2 separate regions of the Homo sapiens genome follow, and region 1 is linked to region 2. Evidence: chromatin loops called from intact Hi-C (ENCODE). Cell type or tissue: sigmoid colon. All regions are shown on one strand. Links, peaks and the distances in the headings refer to the core of each region. The heading gives the core; the rest is flanking DNA.

The links. Peaks named below come from ENCODE experiments on the same cell type or tissue, not always from the same donor. Only the 100,000 strongest peaks of a DNase experiment are listed, where the experiment ranks them.
Region 1: it touches region 2 in a loop (2.2-fold over the local background); 14 of 110 quality-filtered maps call a loop at or near these places.

The regions. Positions count from the first base shown.
Region 1 is chr1:235,050,962-235,053,875 of GRCh38, reverse strand. No RefSeq gene overlaps it. Among named protein-coding and RNA genes, the nearest start is that of LINC01348, 17 kb to the left of the region's middle. RefSeq lists an enhancer at 2,813-2,882. In sigmoid colon, for the core only: no CTCF peak of the experiment used is centred there; no DNase peak of the experiment used is centred there; H3K27ac peaks cover 690 bases.
Region 2 is chr1:234,969,434-234,972,347 of GRCh38, reverse strand. No RefSeq gene overlaps it. Among named protein-coding and RNA genes, the nearest start is that of LNCATV, 6.9 kb to the right of the region's middle. RefSeq lists an enhancer at 1,168-1,327 and silencers at 1,948-1,997, 2,088-2,147. In sigmoid colon, for the core only: no CTCF peak of the experiment used is centred there; DNase peaks (open chromatin) are centred at 1,017, 1,417 and 2,217; H3K4me3 peaks cover 1,109 bases; H3K27ac peaks cover 2,443 bases.

The DNA.
Region 1 (2,914 bases), core at 108-2,607, 82 kb before region 2:
TCACATTTAACTGGGTGTCTTGTGTTTATCTGGCAGTGCTGCTTCCAGGTGAAGCTTGTAGTTGGTTTAGTGCTGAAGGAGCCTTCATTTGCTGAGGCTGGGACTATATTCAGCTTTACTCATGAACTCTGCGGGCTCTCCAAAACTCTTTCTGAAATCAGCCTCACTATCCACAGTTGAGGTTACCAGGACTGTCAACCTGAGGAGAATCAGCTCTTCCACACTGAGCCCTGAAGATCACATGGCAGAGTGAGCTGGAGCGAGGTACCAGCAGACCTCTTAGGCGGGGCATGCACCCCCCGCAGTGTCCCATGTCCCCACTGTTCCCTGTGGCTATATCCATTCCACTTGACTTACTTTTACTCCTTGTCCAGGTCCTTGTGGCATTGTTCTTTCTTTTTTGAGACAGTCTCACTCTGTCACCCAGGTTGGACTGCAGTGGCACAATCTCGGCTCACTGCAACCTCCGCCTCCTGGGTTCAAGCGATTCTCCTGCCTCAGTCTCCTGAGCAGATGGGATTATAGGCGCCTGCCACCACGCCCGGATAATTTTTGTATTTTTAGTAGATACGGGGTTTCACCATGTTGGCCAGGCTGGTCTCAAACTCCTGACCTCAGGTGATCCACCCACCTCAGTCTCCCAGAGTGTTGGGATTACAGGCGTGAGCCACTGCGCCTGGCTGACATTGAGTTTTCAACTCTTCATCTACACCATATGTCAGAGCATTTCCTTCTTCTTGCAATGACAGCAAAAATACTGAGGCTTCAATTACTTACCCTCCTCTATTTCTGTTTTATTATCTCTCCCTGTCGCCATTTCCATGCACTGATGCCCACGCACAGGTTGTAGGAACCAACTAGTATGTTGCTGGGAGGTCCAGACACTCAAATGTGAACTTGCTTCTCTCCCTAGAGAGCTACCAGATTTAGCAAATAAACAGGCAAGATGCTCAGCTAAATTTGAATTGAATTTCATATAAACAATGAATACTTTTGTTTTCTTGAGATGGCGTTTTGCTCCGTTGTCCAGCTAGAGTGCAGTGGCGAGATGATGGCTCACTACAGCCTCCATCTCTGGGGCTCAAGTTAAGAGCCCTCCCCCATGGCTCAGCCTGCCCTGAGGCCAGTCCTCGTACATGGCACATGGCCGCCTTCAAGACATCTCCAAGAAGCCCTCGCTGAGAAGTCCCCTGGTGCACACACAAAATCACATTGCCATTTAGTTGAATTTCTTCATTGTATAGGTTAAGAAATGGAAAATGTGACTCTCAAGGATTATACACAACTAAAACTGTGTGAAACTGCAATGAGTACCCGGGCAATAGGGAAGTAGGAATTTCTCACCAACCCACGTGCCAGGATCCAGCCTCAACACTTGTGAGGATCCAGCCTCAACGCTCTGCACATCTCCAGTGTGGAACAGCACCATGCGCCTAATGAGTTCTTCTCTGACTGATTGATTGATTGATTACTAAAACACTCAGCGCTCCTGGCAAAGCAGTTCTCACTCTGTTGAACAAATTATCTTTATGCACTGCAGTCTCTTGAGCTTAGATGAAGGCAAGCTCACTGTAATCTTCAGATCATTTAGCAATGTCTTGGAATCACTGGATATGACAAAATATCCAGGCATGTGGAATAGGAAGGGGGAAGAAAAGCAGGACTTGGAGGGACTATGCTAGTGGATTTCAACTCTATATTTTCTAATCTGAACCAGGGGCAGGCAAACTACTGCCTTGTAGGCCAAATCTGGCCAGTGGCCTGTTTTATTACTGATTGATTGATTGACGGGGTCTTGTCTTGCTCTGTCACCCAGGCTGGAGTGCATTGGCTTGATCATTGCTCACTGCAGCCTCGAACTCTTGGACTCAAGCCATCCTCCCACCTCAGCTGCCCAAGTAGCTAGGACTACAGGCGTGCACTGCAACGCCTGGCTAAAAAATATATATATATATATATATATATATAATTATTATTTATTATTTTTTTTTTTTGTAGAAATGGCATCTTGCTGTGTTGCCCAGGCTGGTCTTTAACTCCTGGCCCCAAGCAATCCCTGACTTTATGGCACTTGCTCAGCCTGGTGTGACAGTGTCTGTCTCCTGGAGGCCAGGAGCCCCTGGCATGCAGCCAGCATGCCCCATTTATAATCGTAGCCCAGCACATGGAAGGGACCCAAGAGAATGACAGCAACGTTGGCTTTGCCATTTCAACCCTGAACCTCATTTTACTGTTCTATTCATATTATCTGGGGGACAAAATTTTCCCACATTCCTTTCTGTTGGTGCCACCATCTCTGTGCCTCCATGTGCTGCTGACCTGCCAAGCCCATGGCCAGCTCAGCACTCGGATTTTATTTGGTCTCTCGGTATGGGTTCCTTTATCAGCATTTCAAAAAGCTTTTGTGTTTTATCCATAATTGATTAAAGTTTGTAGCTGTGAATAAAAGATTGATTAAAAGCAACAACAGCAAAACAGCTCTTGTTTTTCTTCACCATCTGCCTTTCCCCAGAAGAGTCTCCCACCTCCAAGCAGACAGTCCTCGACGTGGATCCACACAACCTTACAAGTTTTCCTTAGACCCAAGAAAGGGAGGTGTGGGGAATGATCGTTACTTGCTGATACTTACTGATATTGCAATGCCAGCAATAAGAATACCATCTGGACTTTATCTGTGGTTGGTGTGTTTCATTTTGCATTTTATGTGATGGGTGCTGGGATTTGGACAGGCCAAAGCTCCCACCCTCGCGTTTCTCAGTGTACTGGGAAATGACATCACCTATGACAGGGCACTATGATTAGCAAGGGGAGGGGAGGGGCCAGACCTCAGCCCAGGAGTGGGGCTTGGGGCAGGCCCCTAGGGAGAAGCAGTGGCAGTAGCCAGAGCTGGGCTTGGTGTCCCGCTCAGACAAGT
Region 2 (2,914 bases), core at 177-2,676:
GTGAAAGTAATCACGGTTTTCACCATTACCTTTAGTGGCAAAAACCCCAATTACTTTTGCACAACCTAATAAATATCTACTGTGTGCTACGCTCTTATGTGCTTATGATGCTGCTATGCACCCATCCCTCCCCCAATACACACACACACACACACACACACACACTTTCTTTTTCAGGTTCCAGGTCTCATTTCTGAGTAGATTCATGTGACCTTGCTCCATTTTCTCGTGCGTGTATTTTTTTCCATGGCAGATACGCTTTTCACATGAACCTGGTGTCTGCAGCATTTACAGCATTTAGAAGCTTTGGTTTACAAAGTGCTCTAAAGTTTACACTTTAGAAGTCTGTTCTCTTCCAAACTGATCCAGCAGCTCTACCCCCATCCACCCCTGAGAAAGTTTCAGCTCCTTTTTGCTTTGTTTTCTAAACCAATTCATTCCTGTAATTCATTCACTTGCTCATTTGTTCATCCGCCCAATCCTTATTACACTGGTGTGAAAGTAATCGCGGTTCTCACCATTACCTTTAGTGGCAAAAACCGCAATTACTTTTGCACAACCTAATAAATATCTACTGTGTGCTGTGCTCTTATGTTATCTGCTTATGATGCTGCTATGCACCTATCCCTCCCCCAATACACACACACACACAAGCACACACAGACACAGAGGTTCTTTTTCAGGTTCCAGGTCTCATTTCTGAGTAGATTCATGTGACCTTGCTCCATTTTCTCGTGCATGTATTTTTTCCATGGCAGATATGCTTTTCATATGAACCTGGTGTCTGCAGCATTTAGAGGCTTTGGTTTACAAAGTACTCCCTGTTCTAAGGTTCTCTGATGCCCTTGCTGTCTAGATCAGGGAAGGGATGAGGGGGAAGCCAGTACACCCCACATGGAGAAAACCAGGCCTATGTGTACTCTGGGCCCCGCTCCTTTCTCTGCCTGCCTGAAACCACACTTGCAGTCAGCACGTCAGAACCCGCGAGGTCAGGATAGATTCCTGCTTTTAAAGAGCTGCCTGGGCAAAGAATGTGAGAGTCACATTACTCTAGAGACCAAATGGCAATTCACAGCCACAAAGGGAGTGGCCCACTCCACCAATCCTCACCCTGTGACTGTCGGGCCAGACCCCTAGGGTGTCCACGGCTGCCCCTGTTGAAACAGTGGGGCTGACAAAAGCAATTTGAAGGGGAAACAAAAGTACTGCAGGGTCAGGTTACAAATGTTTGCCTAGACTTGGAATCCTTATTCTAGAAAGTTCTATGCTAACCCATGGGGGCAGCTGTTGCTGCCTTTGATGAGTAGAGAAAAACAACTCTAGCTGAAGGGGGGTGAGGGGGAGCAGAGCCAACAGAAATCCTGGCTCAGCAGTCCGGGATGGGTCCCACAAATACAGTAGCCAGGGAGCAGGGCGCATGCTCTCCAGGATCCGATTTCAGGCCAGCTGGAGCAAGAATGTGTTCTTCGCCACAGGAAGAATGTTCCCTCAGACAGAGCTGCTAACCGGGCAGGATGGAGGGAAGACCATACCGCCAGTGGTGGTGACTGCACTTCCCAGCAGCCTTTCCCCCTTCCTTTCCTGGGTAGCATGTATTTTTGTGTTGCCAATTTACCCACCTCCCACAATACTCTTCATTTTTTAAAATGTGGGAATTTTTCTGAGCCTGTGAGCTATGTTGCAAAACTATGAGCACATTTCCACAGTTACCCTATGTCATCTGTCTCTTTGACATAAAGAGGGAAGGAGGAGGGTGGAGAGGGAAAAGGAGGGAGAGAGGGAAAGAAGCAGAAACGCGAGAGAAACATTTTGCTGACGTCAAAGAAGACCACACTCTACAGGATAGCATTACTTGTACCTCAACCACCCACTCTCTCTAATTTACTAGAAACCAAACGGACTGTTTAGAAGCCCTCAGCCTGGCAGTCTGGGTTGGGTTTTTCTGGGGGGTGGGTTGGGGCGGGGGTTGTTTTATTTTTTTGCTATTCTCCTTTGACCAAAAGGGCCATTAATTGTTGGGAGTTTGAAAGCTACCTGATTCCATGAAACAGAGGGGATTTCCATGAGTAATAATTCAGACCGTGCTTGTGTAGGGCGCTGTGGCTCGAGTAAATTGATCCAGCTGCTTGCAAAGCTCATGGAAAACGGCCCCGGGGAGAGGACGGCGGCGTCTGCAGCTGGGGCAGCTGCGGCCGCTGCTGGCGCTGTCACGTGGTCCCGCCGGCGTCCGCCCCCTGCGTCCCATTCCCAGCTCCAGGCGCCCCCCATCCCCCGCTGCCCGAACCCCCGGTTCCTCGAGAGGTCGTCGCCTTGCAGCCCTGGCTGATTTCGAAGGCTAAAGGCGATTCTTCAACACAAGTAGCAACCTCTTTTTGGGAAATACAGGATTCTGAGTCTGGTTGAGGGTGGCCCTAAGCTCCCTCTCGAATGTTACCCTTTGGTGCGCTGGCGTGTTTGTGCTTCCAGAAGCATCCCGCGGTTCTGTTGTCCGGACACACCAGGACCTATTTGCCAATAAAATCAAATCTGGCAACAGTCACCTGTAACCCGAGGCTACAGAAATACCGATTCCACTACCCAGATGGTAGAGTTCAGTGTGTTTGCTGGCTAAGGCCGCACAAGTTAATTTTTATCCTAGTAAAAAATAATAAACACTGCATTAGCAACTAAATGTTTATCAATTTGCAGTTCATTTCCAGCCAGATCATTTCGCTCCTGCATGTTTTTACTGCTAGCTGATGCACTGGAGTGCTTTTCCCCAAACCATATGTGGCTATTTAAGTCTTAGCCTCTGTAGCATTTATATGGTGCTTTTCACTTTAATTGGATAATATTATTTGGCTACTTCAGCCATGGTCTTCAAACATCGCGTTTTAGTGATAAAGAAACTGCAGTAAAGAAAGATTAAATGAGT